Linked DNA regions of Mus musculus: region 2 is linked to region 1. The links are chromatin loops, found by intact Hi-C in ENCODE. Cell type or tissue: gastrocnemius. All regions are shown on one strand. Links, peaks and the distances in the headings refer to the core of each region. The heading gives the core; the rest is flanking DNA. Region 1 has its middle 5.7 kb from the start of Slc52a3. Region 2 overlaps Angpt4 (angiopoietin 4).

What was found. Hi-C counts contacts between places; a loop is a spot of excess contacts. Peaks named below come from ENCODE experiments on the same cell type or tissue, not always from the same donor. Only the 100,000 strongest peaks of a DNase experiment are listed, where the experiment ranks them.
Region 2: it touches region 1 in a loop (7-fold over the local background); 28 of 42 quality-filtered maps call a loop at or near these places.

Annotation. Positions count from the first base shown.
Region 1 is chr2:151,991,318-151,996,988 of GRCm38, forward strand. It overlaps a transcript of Slc52a3 not described here. Among named protein-coding and RNA genes, the nearest start is that of Slc52a3, 5.7 kb to the right of the region's middle. In gastrocnemius, for the core only: CTCF peaks have their summits at 3,660 (motif pointing left) and 5,137; DNase peaks (open chromatin) are centred at 3,636, 3,947 and 5,140; H3K4me3 peaks cover 859 bases; H3K27ac peaks cover 932 bases.
Region 2 is chr2:151,923,492-151,936,435 of GRCm38, forward strand. It overlaps Angpt4 (angiopoietin 4), which reads left to right. Exons shown (of 9, transcript NM_009641.2): 2 at 1,896-2,051; 3 at 3,573-3,694; 4 at 5,889-6,127; 5 at 10,916-11,031. Among named protein-coding and RNA genes, the nearest start is that of Angpt4, 19 kb to the left of the region's middle. In gastrocnemius, for the core only: a CTCF peak has its summit at 7,103 (motif pointing right); a DNase peak (open chromatin) is centred at 7,103.

The DNA.
Region 1 (5,671 bases), core at 672-5,671:
CAAGAAAGAAAACTGCTTTGTCCCCTATGCCTCCCCTAACCCCAGATGGCAGGGCCAGGAGGGAGAAACACAAGGAAAGGGGAAAGTAGCCCCTCCCCCATCAGAAGTTCATGGCCTAGGGACAGAGCCTTTGTAGACACCTGAGACCTTGTACACACACCCCCCCCCCAACTCCCACACACACAAAGCTCCGGCCTTTCAACTTGAACCACCACTTTGTGACACATGCTAATCAAACCCAAGTGACCTTGGCTTTGCAATACTGTCTCAGATTTGCAGTCCACAGGTGCCTACTCAGCCCCCTGGCCCAGACTCCCCTCCTGCATCCTGCCTGAACACTATCCCTAGCCCTCTCCTATGAGCCTCGAGCACCAGCAGGCTCCTGTCTACCATCTGCTCCCAGTGTTAAACCTTCCCTCGACCTCTGTGTCTCTTCCCGGCCTCTCTTTCCCTTCCACTTAAACAGTTGGCTGTAAAGTCCCTAACACTCTCGGGAACTCAGTGCATCCTAACACAATGGATGATGACACCCGTGGCCCCTTATCTTCCTGTCCTCTTACTTGTCCCAACTTCCTGTACCCCATGCAGGGGTCTAGCCTGCCCTTCCCTGCCTATAAGACAGCCCAGCACACAGGGAGTACTCCACAGATAGCCATAAGGGAAGCAATGGGTTGTGGAGGAGGCGAAGGCCAAAAACCCAACCCAAACGCCAGAGGCAGACTTGTCGGAAGAAAAGGTGAGATGCAAATACCATTTGCTCCTTCAGCAAACGCCTGCACTCCTACTGTGCTGGGCTTAGCCATGCTTGTCACCCTCAGCTGTCCTGCCTCAGATGTTCATGTCCACACCCAAGGCTGGAGGGTTTACCTGGGCCAGAACAAAGTGAGAACAGAAAGCCTCAGGCCTGGAGCACTGAGCCTTCCTATATGACCTGGCCCGGGCTGCAATGCCTCTTTTCTGAACAAACCAGAACACGGGAAGGCCCACACCCTCCAGACTCTCACAGCTCCAGAGGGCCTGTAGGACATTCCCAGAAAGAATCTCAGAGGCCACTGTCACCTTTTCCCCTATGGCAGGGGCCACCTCCCACACCTCAGACCAAGGGACTCCTTCGTGGACTTCCCTCCTCTTTCAAATCTTTTTTTTTTAAAGATTTATTTATTTATTATATGTAAGTACACTGTAGCTGTCTTCAGATACACCAGAAGAGGGCGTCAGATCTCATTAGGGATGGTTGTGAGCCACCATATGGTTGCTGGGATTTGAACTCAGGACCTTCGGAAGAGCAGTCGGGTGCTCTTACCTGCTGAGCCATCTCACCAGCCCCTCAAATCTTAAGATATGGGTTTGAAGGCATCCTTCGCACACTGCTTAAGGTTACCCTGCTGACCGCATCTCCCTGAGAGGATCAGAGCAGGCTCCATTGTCGGGGTGCACTGTGTCAAGTTTACCGTTACTGCAAAGCCCTTGTCAACTAGAAATCACACTTGAAGGACAGCAGGGGATCGGTGTGTCCGCTGTTGTTCAAGGCTATGGTGTCAAAGCTGCAGGCTAAGGTGTCTAGTGAGGAAAAGTCCCCACACTTCTAACTTGCAGAAAGAGCTTCAGGAAGAGACAACACAGACACACAGGTGCTGGGAAGGCCAGCATGATGGCCGTGTGGTCCTTAATGTCGCTAGTGTCCTGTAAGACTGAAAGGATTCCAATACAACCTAAGCATGTTGATTTAAATAGAATGTTCCAAAACACAAACATCACGGCTGGTTCTGGATAATGACTGAACTCAGTAGGAGGAGACAAGAGCGGGATGTAGGAAAAACTTTCTGCGCAGACACACCAGTCCTGGGTATCTCGGTGTCCGTGGCCCCTTCCCCTGGGACCCCTGATTCTCCTCCCTGGAGATGGCTTCTGGTGCTCTGAGGACCTTGCTCTAAACCATGTGTCCCTGCACACCAGACTGAGCAAGAAGAAAAAGGCACAGCTCAGCTATTCGCCCTAGAGACCAAGCGATGTCACAGTGAGCTGAGGTCCTGCTGCAGGGCTCAGCCTTCCTTCCTCACTCACACCTCTGTGTCAGGCCGACACTTCTGTCTCCCCCTTTGAGGTCCAGCCTGTCCCCTGGCCACCCAGATCCCTTCTCACTCTCTGGCTGTTGTACGCTCTCACAGAGGAAAGATGGCCAGAACACAGAAAGGCTGGGCACATGGAAGGGAAGGGCAGGACTCTGCCCGTGGTCTTGGATGGCTATGTACCAGCAGGCTAGGCTTCTCCTCCTTAGTTGTGTCTCTCTGCACTGCCACTCCAGATGCCATGCCCTGCTCAGGTAGGAGCCCCAATTACCCTCACCTCTTCCCTCTCCTTTATCCCCAAATCCAAACTTTAAACACCTGTGAGCCTAGCCTTATCAATGGCTAAGCCATCTCTCTGGTCCCTTTAACCATGTGCTATGTTACAGTTCCTTCTGGTGCTGTAGACTTGGAATGTGGGAGTCTACCCGTGCCTCAGAGAGAAACCAGAGTCAAGCCCATTCCAGACAGGACCTCTGCCTCTGAGCTATGTGCCTTGCCCACGTTTTCTGGAGATATATGCACCACTGGCTGGCCTTGCACTGGAGATCCTCCTGTGTCTACCTCCCAGGTCCTAGGGTAACAAGCTTGCACTACCATACCTGGCACTGTTGTCTGCAGAGCATGAGTCAAATACTAAGGCCTCAGCCATGAACAGAACAAATATGGTCCCTGTTTCCCCAACACTAGTGGGGAGACAGACCCTAAACAGGATGCACAAATGAACACACAGTATACCATAAAGGGCAACATACAAAGTTCCAGAGCACCTTGACCAGCTAGGCATTGGGACAGGGTTACTTTAGTGAAGCAGTCACTTCTAGAGGCAAGAGTGAGCAGAGAAGCCAAGGATGGGAGTGACACACACCTTTAATCCCAGCATTCGGGAGACAGAGGCAGGTGGGCACATCTCTGAGTTCAAGGCCAGCCTGGTCTGCAGTGTGAGTTCCAGGACAGCCAGGGCTACACAGAGAAACCCTGCCTCGTTGCTGGGGGTGGGGAGGTTAGCAGGGACCTGAATTTGCTGAGGAAGGAGCCATGCAGCTGCCTCAGGGAAAGGGAACAAAGAATTCAAAGCTCCTGACCCAGGGACTAAGTTTGTCACATGGTGCAAACCGCAAGGGGGCCATTAAGGAGTTGAGTGAAGCCTGAGGCAGGGAGGGAAGAGAAGCCACCCAGCTTCCTGGGGCAAGTGAACAGGATACTGGCGGCCGGACGGGGCAGTGAGGTGCTATGCAGAGACAGGACAGGCAAACAGCATCGCTAGGGCCGAGTCTCAAGTGAAGGGGGGAGAGAGCAGACAGTGAACCAGGAGATTGCCACCTTTAGGCAGGCCATGAAGGAGGCTGAGGGAGCGGTGCCTGTGGAGGTTTGTAAAAGGCTGGATCCTGGGTCCTACGCATCTCTGGAAAGGTCAGTCTGACACGCAGTCCATAGGGAAGATCTTAGGTCTATTTGGGGGACATGTCCCTGCTGTCCTTCCCTGCCGAGAACACAGTGAAATTCGGGGAAGACAACGCCCATCCCAGATCTTCTCTACCAACTCCACGGCCCTTCTCAAGTCATCCAGCCAGCGCCACCTGGTGACAACTTCTCAAACCTGCAAGCACTCAAATTCTCCGCGCAAGCAGTCAGCGTGAAGTTTGCTCTTAATCTTCCTGGCCTCAACCAAACTAACACTTTGACCTGCTCACACCTTCTCGTGGTGCGGGATTGCGCAGCATCCACGCAGGGTACTACCAGGTATTCCCCCACCGTTTATAACCCCGCACTAGCCCTGCTCTGTGAGTGGGGAGTCTCTGTCTCAGCAGAGAGAGGGGTATTTCCACGTTCCTTTACTCCCCGGGTCCAGCCTTTTACTGGGCAGCAAAGGTGTGTACAAGTGTCCATCCCTGCCTGCACACCCGGGATTGGCTCTCTGCCCCACCCCATTCCTCAGACTTGGTTAGAGGGCATATAACCCCTTACCTATGATCTGTATGTATGAGATTCCCTCCACCTCCACTCCCCAGCATGCCTAAAACAGGTGTGTCCAACTTTTTAACATTGAAACTTGATACTGTCATCTACAGAGAACCGGGCAATAGACTTACTAAAAATATTAAAATCTCATCGTGTAAGTTTACAGTTTTGGGTCAAGCCCTATCAATAGCTACATTTAGTCACATTTAGCAGACATGCCTGCTAATTGTAGTTTTCACAGAAGAATAAAGAGACCTGTCACCTCCCTCAACCTGTGTGCAGCATAAATTAGCATCAGATATAATTATTTTAGATTTATTTATTCCATATATGTGTGTACACTGTCACTGTCTTCAGACACACCAGAAAAGGACATAGGATCCCCATTACAGATGGTTGTGAGCCACCATGTGGTTGCTGGGAATTGAACTCAGGACCTCTGGAAGAGCAGTCAGTGCTCTTAACTGCTGAGCCATCTCTCCAGCCCACATCGGATATTTTTGTTACTTTTAAAGTATGTTATAAGTTTAGGTTTTAAATAATCAACAGGTTTACATATTCACAGATGGTTAAAACATATCTGTTCAGGCCAAAGTCCTCTTTGCTCCTTCTTCCCTCCCCCTTCCTGCGCCCTTGTACCCCCACCCCCACCCCACTATCAATGCTTCTACATGTTTCTTGTGGATGCTAAATTTCACACATACATCCCTAAGGAATTTGTGGGGTATATTCGTGAGGATGGTTTTCAAACGAATAAAGTTACCTGGTGTATATTTACCAACCCCTCCCTGCCCCGCACTCTTGAGCTGTATTCTTGAGTGTGTGGTCAGCTGCTTTTAAACTGCGAGGTGCTGCCGCCCCGCAAAGGAAGCAAATGGGTCCTTGGATGGTCTGGAGTCCTTCCCTAACCCTGTTCTCTCTTGGCACTTTAGCCACACTCACATTTCATGCTTCACTCCCATCTTCTCTTCACTCTTAGCTTTGAGGACCCACCGATCGCACCCTGGAGTGGTGGTAAGAGCACTTAGCAGTGAAATTCTAAGAACTACCCCTCCCTGCCCCCACCCAACACACCTCTGTAGACGCAGGCTTTGCGCCCCTGGCGGCTGCTTTATGAACTGCAGCGGCGCCTTCGCGCCTGGACTTCCTACTCGAGGGCGCGGTCAGGAAACTGCGCCTGTGGTGTGACGAGAACCTTCCTTCTTGTGCGACCTGGCCAGATGGGGACAGGTTGGTCTCTACTTTTGGGGTTCTCCAAGGAACGTGAGCCCCACCTCGAGTTGCCCGAGGATCTACATATTTGCAGGTACCAGTTATGGATGAGTTGTTCTTTTGTGTTTCTTCATGAACCAGAGTCTTTTCTAGAACATGTATTTAGGGGAGGAGGGGGCAAATGCAACACTGTGTGTGTGGGTCAGAGGGCAACTTACGGAAATCGATTTTCTCCTTCCATCATATGGGTCCCGGTGATCAAACTCAAGTTTGGCAGGCTGGGCGCAGGCGCCTTTACCTGATGAGCCATTTGACGGCCCTTTAGTTTTGTTTTCAGAAAGACATAGCAGTGTCTTGTTCTGGAGTCCACGCTGGCTTTTGATTCTGCTTCAACTTCCCGAGAGCTGAAATTACAGGCCTGTGTGACCGCT
Region 2 (12,944 bases), core at 4,892-9,891, 64 kb before region 1:
CTATGCTGGTGATAGGTCCATATGAACTATAAGGTCAAGGAGATCATAACAAAATGACCAGCCTGCGGATAGAGCACCGGCCACACAAGCATAAGGGCCTGCGTTTGGATCCCTAGAACCCACAGAAAGCAAGATGCAGGTCACACACATCTGTAATCCCAGCATTCCTGCAGGATGGGAGACGGAGAGAGGAGAATCCCCCAGAAGCCATGAGGCCAGTTAGTCAGTAAGGGGAACACAGACCCATCTGCAACAAATGAGGACCAACACTCTGGGAATAGAGAAACTGGGAGGCAGCTGCAGGGATGGGGTCCTAGTTTCTAGATGTATTTGTGAGCACAGATTCTCCAGGAGCTGCAAGGAAGGGTTAGGCCCAGGGATTATGCAGAGGAAGAAGGAAGGTGATGTGCAGAGGCCTGAAGAAGCTCCACACTGGTACATCCATCTTCCTTGTGAGCCCCACTTGGAGCTGATTTTAGCTGGAGGTCTATTAAAGAACACGCAGCTGCCTCTCCCCTGGTTCCACATTCAGTAGTGCTGGGCCAGCTCTGGAAAGTCACCTTTCTAACCAGCTCCCAACTGAGGCTGATTCATGGGCCCTGTAGGCAATCCCTGCACTCTTCCAGTGCACCACTGGGACTTGGCAATGGAGCACGCACCTTCCAAAGTCCTCATGGCAGGAAAAGATGGGTGGGCAGAGGAGGGGGAAAACGAAGGAAGAATTAGCCTGAGTGAGCATGACCTCAAGCCATGCACCCCTCCCTGAGAGCCTTGACCTTCCAAGGACCCCTTTGAATGGCTCCAGTGAACCTTATGGAAGCCTGAGTTCTGGCCTGAGAGACAGAGGAGGGGGATCCAAGCAGTGTGTGCAGCCAAGAGCAGCGAAGGAGCGGCTGAGCCTGAGAACTCACTGTCCACCTCTCCAACTTTCTCTTGGCTTCCAAGGAGAGGAGCGCCATGGGCTCTCAGGAAGAACATAGCCCTGCCAAAAGAAGGGAGCCAGCTCATGGGGTCCAGGGCACTTGGATGCTGTGAGCTCAGCGCTGTTTGGCAGACAGCAAGGCTAAGAGAAAGTTCAACTTGGCAGACAGACCTGGAAACCTGTACAAGGGAAAGATATGAGCCCACCCCGCAACCCCGCAACAGGCTAGCACTCCCCTCGGGGAGAAGGCAGGGCATGAGGGCTACACTCTTATCGTTGTTGCTCCCCTCTCCCCATCAATTCCTTGAACACAATTATTGAGCTCTCCCTGAATACCTGGTGCTGTGGTAGATGTAGAGATGAAATACTGAGCAAGGTTGCATCCCTGGCTTCACGTAATCGACACTCTGGAGGGTAAGAGAGATAAAAAGAGATGCGTGGCATAAACCCAGGGAATAAAAAATGTGTGAGACCAGTGAACAGACATGAGGGAGTGAGCCATGTAGGTGGGGAGATGGTTCTGGAGAGAGTACCGGGGTATAGCATGGCCAAAGGCCCTAAGATGGGTGTGTGCTTGTATAGGAGGGAAGTGTGGGGGTGTGGCCTCTGGAGCGGAATGATGAAGGGAGGAGTGGGCTACCCTTAGAGGACCCTACAAGTCAATATTTTCAGCTTTTCTTGTGAGATTGGGAACCCAGGGTTAGCACAGAGCAAAAGAGGGCTTACCTAGTTTCAATGGGATCCTCTGGCTATCCAGCCAGGGACATGCTGTTTGGAGCAAGAATGAAGAGAGAGAGGCCAGTGAGGGAACCCTAGGAGAGGGGATCAGTGGCCCGACGTGGTACATTCTCAGCCAGGTAACCACCTCTAGCTGCTGATCTGTGGTCTGTCATGGAGCTTCATGGGAAGGAGCCACAGGAGGCTTCATCCCCCAGCCCCTGCCATTTCACTGTAGCCCTCTGTTCCCCTACAGCTGGAGCAGTCCATCAAGGTGAACTTGAGGTCACACCTGGTGCAGGCCCAGCAGGACACAATCCAGAACCAGACAACTACCATGCTGGCACTGGGTGCCAACCTCATGAACCAGACCAAAGCTCAGACCCACAAGCTGACTGCTGTGGAGGCACAGGTAACAGGAGAGCCATCAGAAGGCCAGGCTGATCCCCCAGGCTTCCCATCTTTTCCTGTCACTGTCCTGGTGAGGTCGGGGCACTGGGCAGAGGCATCACTGACAAAGCCCCTGCCCCAGGGGTTAGAGTGCACTGGGAGAACTGGGTGATAAAGAGACCATCCAAGCAGCAGGCCAAGCAGGGCAGCCAAGAGGGAGAGCAGGAGTGGGGGACAAGGAAGGAACAATCCCTCCTGTGTGCCAGACACTCTGCCAAACCCTGGCTCCAGTTCAGTGCAGTAAGCAAATCAATCAAGGTACCCTATTGCCCTGGAACTCACCAAGAAGGCAAGCAGGACACACAACCCCTGTATGTTACTCAGTGACCATGCCAGGGACCTGGCACTCAGAGAGAAAGAAGGGTATGTTGCTGGGTCCACGGGCAGAATGGGAGGCAATGAGTCCAGACAGCAGGGTCAAAAGGACACTGGGACACAGTGTTACTAGGACATGAGCCAAGTTGCTAGGAAGAGCACACCAGACAGGGAAAGCAGCATGTATAAACGCTCGGAGGTGGGGGCAGGGGGAGGTCGAGCCTCCTGGCTTCTCCAAGGACATGGAAGTGCAGGGAGATAGTAGAGAGAAACTGAGTCATGGGCCTAGTGAGGATCAGCTTTCCACATATGGGTTTTGTGCAAAGAGAGAATAAAGGGGCCACAGCATAAAAGGCTGCCTCCCTCAGACTGCTGCTATAGGAAAGGGATGAAGTGCATAAGGCAGAAACAGGGAGCCCTGTGAGGCCAGCAGGACACTAGAGTCAGCAGACAGTGAAGCTAGTTGGCATTCTGTTACTGTGATAAATGCCATGATTAAAGGAAATCTAGGGAGGTGAAGGTTGTTTTTTGTTTTTTGTTTTTTTTTTTAACTTATCCGTTCAAGTAACAGTCCATCGCTAAAGGAAGTCAAGGCAGGCACTCAAGCAGGAACAGAGGCAGGAGCCACGGAGGAATGCTGCACACTGGCTTGCTCTCCATGGCTTGCTCACTTTGCTTTCTTATATAACTCAGGACCAGGAGTAGCATCACTTGCGGAGGGCTAAGCCCTCCCGTATCAACAACCAAGAAAATGCCCCACAGACATACCCACAGGTCAATCTTATAGAAACATTCTCCTAACTGGGACTCTCTCAGATAACTCTGGGCTGTCAAGTTGACAGCTGAAGCTAGCTAGGAGGGGCCCAGATTCCATATGGCCTTGGAGGGAAGGGACTGTTAGGGGTCATTTGGAAGATAGGGCTGATGGATTGTATGTGAGGTCTGCACCCCAACAGCCAAAAGATTAATACTGATGTGCAAATGTGGTAGTGAGGAAGGACAAATTAGAAGCCAGCTAAGTCATGTAGGGCCTATGAAAGATAGTAAGCTAATAACCATGGAAACTAATAGCTTTAGACCATGGCAATTGATTGGCAAGTTTCAAGAGTGGCAGACCCTTGGGTGTACATAGCACACATCCCCACAAACCTCCTGCTTATTGGGACAGGTCCTAAACCAGACATTGCACATGAAGACCCAAATGCTGGAGAACTCACTGTCCACCAACAAGCTGGAGCGGCAGATGCTGATGCAGAGCCGAGAGCTGCAGCGGCTGCAGGGTCGCAACAGGTAAGCCAGGACAGGACTAGAGCTGCAGAGAGAGGCTGGACCTGCCAAGTGTCGGGATGGGCCTGGGTGAATGACACCGTAGGATGGAGCTAGGACTGGGGACAAAGCTGGGGTGAAGTTAGAGCTAGATAAGGATCAGAATCAGGCTCAAAGTCCAAACAAGGCAGCTCCAGGCCTGGCTCCCAGCGTTCGGTTCAGTATCGACAGAGGCCACGTATTTTACTTTTCGTCTTTCTCCTTCCCACCTTTCTTTTTTTTTGTAGTGTATGCATGCATGCACATGAACACACACACACATGCATGCATGCATGCACACATACACACCCATGCACACACACATACACACATGCACAGAAGTACGCATGAACACTCACATGCATGCACACACATGCATACAAGTACACACACATATGTATGCACACATACACACATGTGCATACATATTGCCCCTTATTTGGAGTTTTGTTGTTGGCCTTTGGGGGGACTCAGTTTGTCAGTTCTGTTCTTCTTGAGACAGGTTCTTTCTATGTAACCCAGCTGGCTTCAAACTTTCTATCCTCCTGCCTCAGCCTCTGGTACTGGGATGATAGGTTTGTGCCACCACACCCATCTCTCTTTCCACTTTTAATTCTTGTTACTTTATTAAGATACGATTTTCACGTTCTGCTCTCCACATTGTGAACTTTGACTGGTTTCTGTAACTGTAAGCACACAAGCCTGAAGTAACCCTTCCCGAAGAAAGCAGTTCCCAGCATCTGTCCTCATGGTCAGTCTGGTGTTCTCTACAAGTAAGCTCTGGGGACACCTGGGGGAAAACAAACACACAAAAACAGCCCTGGGGTAGAGACAAGGCAGGGAAATATGATGCCAACGCCCACAGCTTGTTTCTGCAATTGAGTGGTTACACACTCCAATTGCAGTGTGTGACCACTCAATTTAATCCTTTCTCCAACTTCCCAGAGTTCCCCAGTGTCTATTTCTCAGGCCCTAGTCAATGGACATTAAGGTCATTTCTGGCTTTGTACTAATCTACCAATGCTTCCATGTTTGTTTGATTGTTTGTTTTGTTTTGTTTGTTTGTTTGTTTGGGTTTTGGGGGCTGCATTGGGTTTTGGCTTTTCGAGACAGGGTTTCTCTGATTAGCCCTGGCTGTCCTGGAACTCATTCTGTAGACCAGGCTGGCCTTGAACTCAGAAATCGACCTGCCTCTGCCTCCCAAGTGCTGGGATTAAAGGTGTGCGCCACCACTGCCCAGTGCTTTCACATTTCTTCTCCCACAGACAAAAGAAAAATGCCTGAAGAGGAGGGGCTGAGTGGAAAGCTTTCTTTTCTTAATCACTCTGCTTTTTATACCAGAATACACCATGTGCTTATTTCCCCAATTCGGCTGTGTGGTATAAAGGCACTCAGAACACTTGCCTGTGTCACACCCCTAGTACTGCAAGCAGATAAAGAAAACACCACAAGTGCAAGCCTGTCTCCTGTACCTGTTCTATTTCCATAAAAGTCCATCCCAGTCAGGGTTCTCCTTCCTTCCGCTCGCCCACACTGAGACACATAGCATCTTTTCACATCTGTCTGTCTGTTCCCAGCACCCCCATACTGCCTTGCATTCCTCTCTTTTTCCTCTCTTTTTTGTCTCCCACATTTGAGGTTCCACCAGAGGCTCTGCGGGTGGGTCCCCACCTCCCCTTCCTAACTCTTTGCCAGTGCCTTCATCCCCTTCCCCCATGGCTATAGCACAGTCCTGGGAACACCACAACAGAACAGACCCACCAGTCCTGGCTGTTGGGCATCTATGATGCTTCTCCTTTCTCACGTATAAGCAGTATCATGCCCACACTCCATAGAGACTATCTCCTTTGGGGTGGGACACACAAGGTCAAAAGACATCCCTTCTGGGCTTGTGCCCCTGGCTCCTGGCTTGTTGCTGGGTCCTTCCACCCTGACCTCATCCCTTCGCACACTTCTATTCATGTGACTCCATAGTCTTCCCCCCTCCCCCCACCCCTTGATCTGAGCTACAGTGGACACAGACTAACAGACTGTGTGACCCTGAGCCAGGCACTGAGAGTCTCTGAGCCTCTGCACAGTATCTGCAACTGTCATATTCAGCCCCACCCACCGAAGCTGGGGGGGAGGTGAATGCTCGGAGTGGAGACCATAGGCTCACCCCTATGTGTCCACCTGGCAGGGCCCTGGAGACCAGGCTGCAGGCACTGGAAGCACAACATCAGGCCCAGCTTAACAGCCTCCAAGAGAAGAGGGAACAACTGCACAGTCTCCTGGGCCATCAGACCGGGACCCTGGCTAACCTGAAGCACAATCTGCACGCTCTCAGCAGCAATTCCAGCTCCCTGCAGCAGCAGCAGCAGCAACTGACGGAGTTTGTACAGCGCCTGGTACGGATTGTAGCCCAGGACCAGCATCCGGGTGAGCAGGAGGGAGTAAGCATGGGCTGGGGTGGAGAGCCAAAGATGGAAGGGAGACCTTGTGTAGCCTCCTCAGCCATTGCGGTCCAGGGACCCATTGTGGGAAAGGCCAGCTCTCTCCTACCATTTGCAAAAGAGAAACTCAATGAACAGTGATTATACTGGCCACAGCAGCCCCTAACAGTATCCAACTCAGACTCTGCCCTCGTCTCCTGGGAGATCTTAGCCATGCCTCTGTTCTACACCTGGCCTCAGTTTCCCTATCTGTTGATTGGAGGTGGCGATAACAACACAGGCGACCACAGCCTACACTGACAAGTCTGTGTCACATCTCTCTTTTTTTTTTACAAAACAAAAACAAGCAAGCAAACAAACAAACAAAAAACAAAAACAGGTCTTACCATATAGTTCTAACCTGGAACTTGTTATGTAGAGTGGACTGGCCTCAAACTCAGAGTCATACCTGCCTTTGTCTTCCAAGTGCTCAGATTAAAAGCATGTGCCGCCATACCCAGTTATTCAGCTTAGCTTGCTACACATCTCCCTGGGCCTGTTTCCCCCAAAGAATGGAAGAGTTGGACACAAGTGCCTGGACCTCCCTTCTTGATGTTCCTGCAAGGCTTACAGAGCCACATGGAAGTGGGAAGAAATGTGGCATCCCCAGCCTACCATAGAAAGGAGACCCATGCACAGCCTCTTTAGCACGCCTGGTTCTCTCTGCAGCCACTTAACCACCAAGCGTTTATTGAGCACCCACTGTGTGCCAGGCAGGGGCTTGAGAGGCAGACACTCAGCAGCACACAGCTGCCATGGTTCCTATCCCCTTCAAAATTCCTTACTGTTTGTCAGGTCTCAGTGGGAAGGAGAAGGAAAGGGCCCACTGTCTGCCAGGCACGCTTACTTACTTAGCTTTCTGCCTTCAGCTAAGCATGCTAAGGGGATGAGCCGCGAAGAGGGCACTTCAACCAAAGGCCAGCAGGGGGCGCAAGAGAGGCTGGATGGGATAGGATCTCTTTTAGAAAGCACAGACTGGTATGGAGTGGAGGGTAGCTTTGTGGGTGAGAAACCAAAGGGGCTCCTGCTGTAGAACAATCTGCAACCACCTTGGGGGAGGCTGGGCCTCTGTAAGCTACCCAGCTTCAATCAGGTGAAGGGGTTCCAGGCTGATAGGGAACTGGTGCAGAGGAGCCCTCCATGAGTTCACCCTAAGTCCAGCAGGCTAGGGAAGCCATGAGTGGGGGAGGTTCTAAGCCGCAGGATATGCAGTGACCAGAAGCCATTACGGGCTTGTGCACAGCCCTGGCAGCAGGACGATCTGAATGAGTCCCATGTGTGTGTGGGTCTCTCACAGGCAAGGACAGGACCTGGGCTGAGGCCTCTCCTTGCAGGTCCATAGCTCTCCTGTCTCCTCCCCCTGAGGCTGAATAACTGTTCCCTAAGTCCAGTGGGAGGTTGTGTCAAGCACCTGATGGATCACTCTCTGTCCAAACACTTGCCTGACTGGCACCAGGAAAAGACTTTTGATAGTTGTTCTTGCCCCCTGTTAACAGATGGAAAACCCATGAAGACTGGTGAATGCGAATTGAGCAGAGGGTGGGACAGGGCATGCTGAAGCCCAGTGAAGAGCCAGCATGGCTACTCTGCAGTCATGCAGTGAGAATAGGGACACAGGCTCAGTTGTGCACTGTGTAAAAGCAGCGTACATACAGTGGTCCATTTGCCCAGCCTCCCTGTGTTCAAATGAGATATCCAACTCCAGGGAAGGGTGGAGAGGAGAAGGGCTAGCCTGTGGAGTAAGCAGAGTGGGGGAAACTGGATAGATGAGGATCCAGGACACACATTCCACTGCACCACTTCATTGCCTATATCAGTCCAGTTGTATTTTTAATGCTGTCCTCTGAACCCTTTTTCCTGAGCCCAAGATGCTCCCAACAGAACCTGGCTCCTAGGAAACCCTCCAACACAATAGTCCCAGGTAAAAGCATCTTTATTGGACTTTTATGGCTGTTGCTATTGTTCACTGAGGAAATGGGCTGTAGACATAGCCTCAGAGAGAGTAGCTAGAAAGAAACCCCAGGCCAGCTCCCAGCCCTGCCCTGGTTCGTTAAGTACAGTGTAACCTGCCTCTGATTACCTCTAAGCCATAATGTTACTCGAATTTGCTGGCCTCTCTTTCCCTGTGGCTGTAGGGATCTGAGGACAGCTGCCATGCTGCCACTAGAGACTCCTGCCCAGGAAACATTCTAGACACTTCATTTGTGATATGGAGCAACCCCCTTCAAACATGTCTTCCAGTGCCAGGATCTGGGAGCCACCATCCAGGTGTAAGGCCCAAGCCGGAAGTCTCATCCCTAGTAGCATCCTGTTGGGTTGTTTGTTTGTTTATTTGTTGTATTAATAACCATTCCTCCACTATTCGAGCTCCATCTTTAGGTACCTGCCTCTCAGAAAGGTTGGGTTTTAGTAAAATCCCATGCCAAGCCTACTAAGCAGGCTAGACAGGATTTTTAACTCCCTGTATCTATTGGAGTCATGGAAGATTCCAGTCTCCTAGTCTCAAGAACACCTTGCTTAGGAAATGTATATGGGCCCTTGAAGGCCAGTGGTCAGCTTCTAGGAGGACAGGATGAGGGGTCTCTAACTGGGGCTGCAGGAGAGCCAGTATATCAGAGGGGCACAAGAAAGCCCAGGTCCCCTCTGAAAGATACTCCAGGAAGGGAAGGCTGGAAGCCCTTGGGTCAGTCCTCATCCCGAGCTTCAGTTTCTGCCCTGGGACATGGGAAGTGTCTCCATGTGCTGGAGCCTAGCAGCCCAGCTCTGGATTGCCTGTTTTGACATTTTCCGGGAGCCAGCCTGGCCTGGAATGGTTTGAAGCAAGACACAGCATCTGACTTAGAGGTAGCTTTAAAGACTGATGGTCTCTGGCCTTCTAGCTCTCTAACTATACTGAATGCTCGCTGATAACTTCTAAAAAAAAAAAACAAAAAACAAAAAAAACAGGGCAACACCAGGGCCAAGAAGTGGGAGTGGGTGGGTATGGGAGTGTGGCGGGGGGAGAAGGTATGGGGTACTTTTGGGATAGCATTTGAAATGTAAATGAAGAAAATACCTAATAAATATTAAAAAAAGAAGAAAAAGAATGTAATAAAACTAATTTTTAATTGGGTATTTATTTCATTTACATTTCCAATGCTATCCCAAAATTCCCCCACATGCTCCCCACCCACCCCCTACCCACCCACTACCACTTCTTGGCCCTGGCATTCCCCTGTACTGGGGCATATAAAGTTTGCACAACCAATGGGCCTCTCTTTCCACTGATGGCTGACTAGGCCATCTTCTGATTCATATGCAGCTAGAGACACGAGCTAGGGGGGGGGGGTATTGATTAGTTCATATTGTTGTTCCACCTATAGGGTTGCAGATCCCTTTAGCTCCTTGGCTACTTTCTCTAGCTCCTCCATTGGGAGCCCTGTGATCCATCCAATAGCTGACTGTGAGCATCCACTTCTGTGTTTGCCAGGCCCCAGCATAGTCTCACAAGAGACAGCCATATCTGGGTCCTTTCAGCAAAACTTTCTAGTGTATGCAATGGTGTCAGCGTTTGGAAGCTGATTATGGGATGGATCCCCGGATATGGCAGTCTCTAGATGGTCAATCCTTTTGTCTCAGCTCCAAACTTTGTCTCTGTAACTCCTTCCATGGGTGTTTTGTTCCCAATTCTAAGAAGGGGCAAAGTGTCCACACTTTGGTCTTTGTTCTTCTTGAGTTTCATGCGTTTAGCAAATTGTATCTTATATCTTGGGTATTCTAAATTTCTGGGCTAATATCCACTTATCAGTGAGTACATATTGTGCGAGTTTTTTTGTGATTGGGTTACCTCACTCAGGATGATGCCCTCCAGGTCCATCCATTTGCCTAGGAATTTCATAAATTCATTCTTTTTAATAGCTGAGTAGTACTCCATTGTGTAAATGTACCACATTTTCTGTATCCATTCCTCTGTTGAGGGGCATCTGGGTTCTTTCCAGCTTCTGGCTATTATAAATAAGACTGCTATGAACATAGTGGAGCATGTGTCCTTCTTACCAGTTGGAACATCTTCTGGATATATGCCCAGGAGAGGTATTGCGGGATCCTCCGGTAGTACTATGTCCAATTTTCTGAGGAACCGCCAGACTGATTTCCAGAGTGGTAAAATCCTAAAAACCTAATTGCTTATTCTATGTTAAAAACCACTGGCTTGGGCAACTAACACCAGTTGCCTAGCAGTAGGGAATTAAGTAAAAACTTAATCGCTATTGCTCTATTCTCTGTCCAGGCAGTCAGAAGCCTCTCTGGCTAGGATGGTTAACTCTTTATGAACCAGAGAGGAAGAACTGGAAAAGAATCAAGATGAGTTATACAGGCAGATATGCACAGGCACATATACATTCATACAAATTTACATTCTCATTCACATTTTCATCTACACATTAACACATTCACATTTTAGTTGGGTCCAACCTCCTGTCTCATACACTCCATTGCTAACTTCCTGCAGATGCTTTCTTTTCTCTCTCTCTCTCTCTCTCTCTCTCTCTCTCTCTCTCTCTCTCTCTCTCTCTCTCTCTTCCTCCTTCCCCTTTCTCTTCCCATTCTTCCTTTATTTTTCAAACAAGATCTTATGGTCCAGGTAGGTCGTGAATTCAAGATCTTCCTACCTCTGCTATAGAGTTGTTGGCATTATGGATGTGTAATGCCATGCCTGCCTGGCCTCCCAGCTGACATTCGATTTGTCCTGTTGCAGTTTCCTTAAAGACACCTAAGCCAGTGTTCCAGGACTGTGCAGAGATCAAGCGCTCCGGGGTTAATACCAGCGGTGTCTATACCATCTATGAGACCAACATGACAAAGCCTCTCAAGGTCAGAGGTTTTGAGATATTGCTGAACTGGGGGCTTCCTGACACACCCACCCTCACCCTGCCCCATCAACACTAGGCTTTATCCACCATCAGAGAGCCCAGAGGAGGAGGGAGCCATGTTTTTGGAAACTCTCACCAGGCAGGTTTCTAAGGAAGGGATGAGGCCGAAGCTCACAGAGCCAGCAGTCTACCCTTGGGTACCATCTTCTCCAGAAACAAGCTTCTAGGCAGAAGGAAACTGTTCGATGCTGGTAAAGATGGCAGCCACTCTTGTAAGTGATGGTCCTGGGCACACCTATTTGTCTTTGCCAAAGCAGGTTATTTCATTCACACACAGTCCAGGAGAAGCAGGAGTTGGGTCTGTGAAGTTGGTGATGGCCTAATGGGGATGCCACCATCCCATGAGAGGCTCCAAGGTTGCTCTGAGTTTGACAGTTCCCCAGTGATAGGGGGTCAGGGGAAGTGCAAGTGTCAGGAGCAAGGTTTGAGGCAGATTTCAGACAGAATGGGAGCAAACATTCCTATGCCCATACACACACACACACACACACACACACACACACACACACACACACACGTAGGGTTATGGGTCCCGCATCTGCTCTGCCACAGGGCTTGGCCACTTGGACATGGGAGTTGACCTTGACCACACTTACCCCAGGCTGGGTGGGTGTTGGGCTGTAGAGAAGCCCCAGAATATTGCTCCAGAGGTGGGGAAGCACAGTCTGTGGCTAGAACTGGTTTGGGGGTCCCCAGGCCTGCAAAGAGGCTGAGGCCATCTGGTTCTCAGGCTCTTAGACATCCAGGTGGAGCTGGAAGACATGGAAGACCTGAGAACAGAGTGGGGGCCTGCGGGCTGGTTCTAGCCCAGGGCCAGGGGGAAGACACGTGGGGGGGGGGAGAATCAAGCTCGAGCTGGTCCTGCAGGGGAGTCCTTGGCTTGAAGGCAGCTGCAGGCTTGGGCTTGCGCTTGGGGGCAGCCATGGCTGGGAGCACAGAGAGGCCTTCTACAGTAGACTAGATGGCAGCTCTATAGCCAAAGGCCTTCTCCATGGCTCCCCACTGCATATCCCAATGAAAAGAGGCAGACCATGGTTTTAAGTCATTTATTGTCATGACGGAAAGTAGATGTATAAAACCATACCCACTTCTCAGGGCGGGCCTGAGGTTAAATACCTTTTGCAGGGAGGAGAATCTGGGAAGGAAAGCTTATTGGCTAAGTCCTTCAGGCTTCTAGGTACCTCATTAAAATGGAGATATGTCTTGAACCTATATGACCACAGGTCACATCTTCTACATGTGGAAGGGCTTGGGGCGTTGCCCTTATGTGACTGATAGCCACAAATCTATTGGGGGGGATGCTGCAGCTAGTGACAGGGGCCTGATACCCAAGAACAGCTGAAGCGCCTACTGTCCCTTCAGGGTTTCAGAGGCTTCAAGCCTTAGCTCTACCATGGACCAAGCTACCTTTCACGGTCCCACTCACATACACACATACACATACGTAAACATCACACACATATACACTGCACACATCACACAAATACATATACACTCATACCCACATAAATACATACACATCACATACATATACACACTTTCACACACTCACAGACATACACATCATATACATACATATACACTCATACACACACACATATATACATACATACACACTCACACTCATGCCACCGTAATGTTTTGTCCCAGTGCAGAATGCCAAGCAACTGAAATGCTCTTAAGCCATGAGCAAAATAAGTCCTTCCTCCCTCAAGTTGTTTCTGTCAGGTGTCTAATGTGAGCTTCGACCCTGGCTGCACCCCTGCACTAATTAATAGCAAATGAGAAGAGCTTGCATGTGTCAGCCTCTATTCTGAAATTTTCACAATAATGTTGGTTTTTGCAGTATAAGCA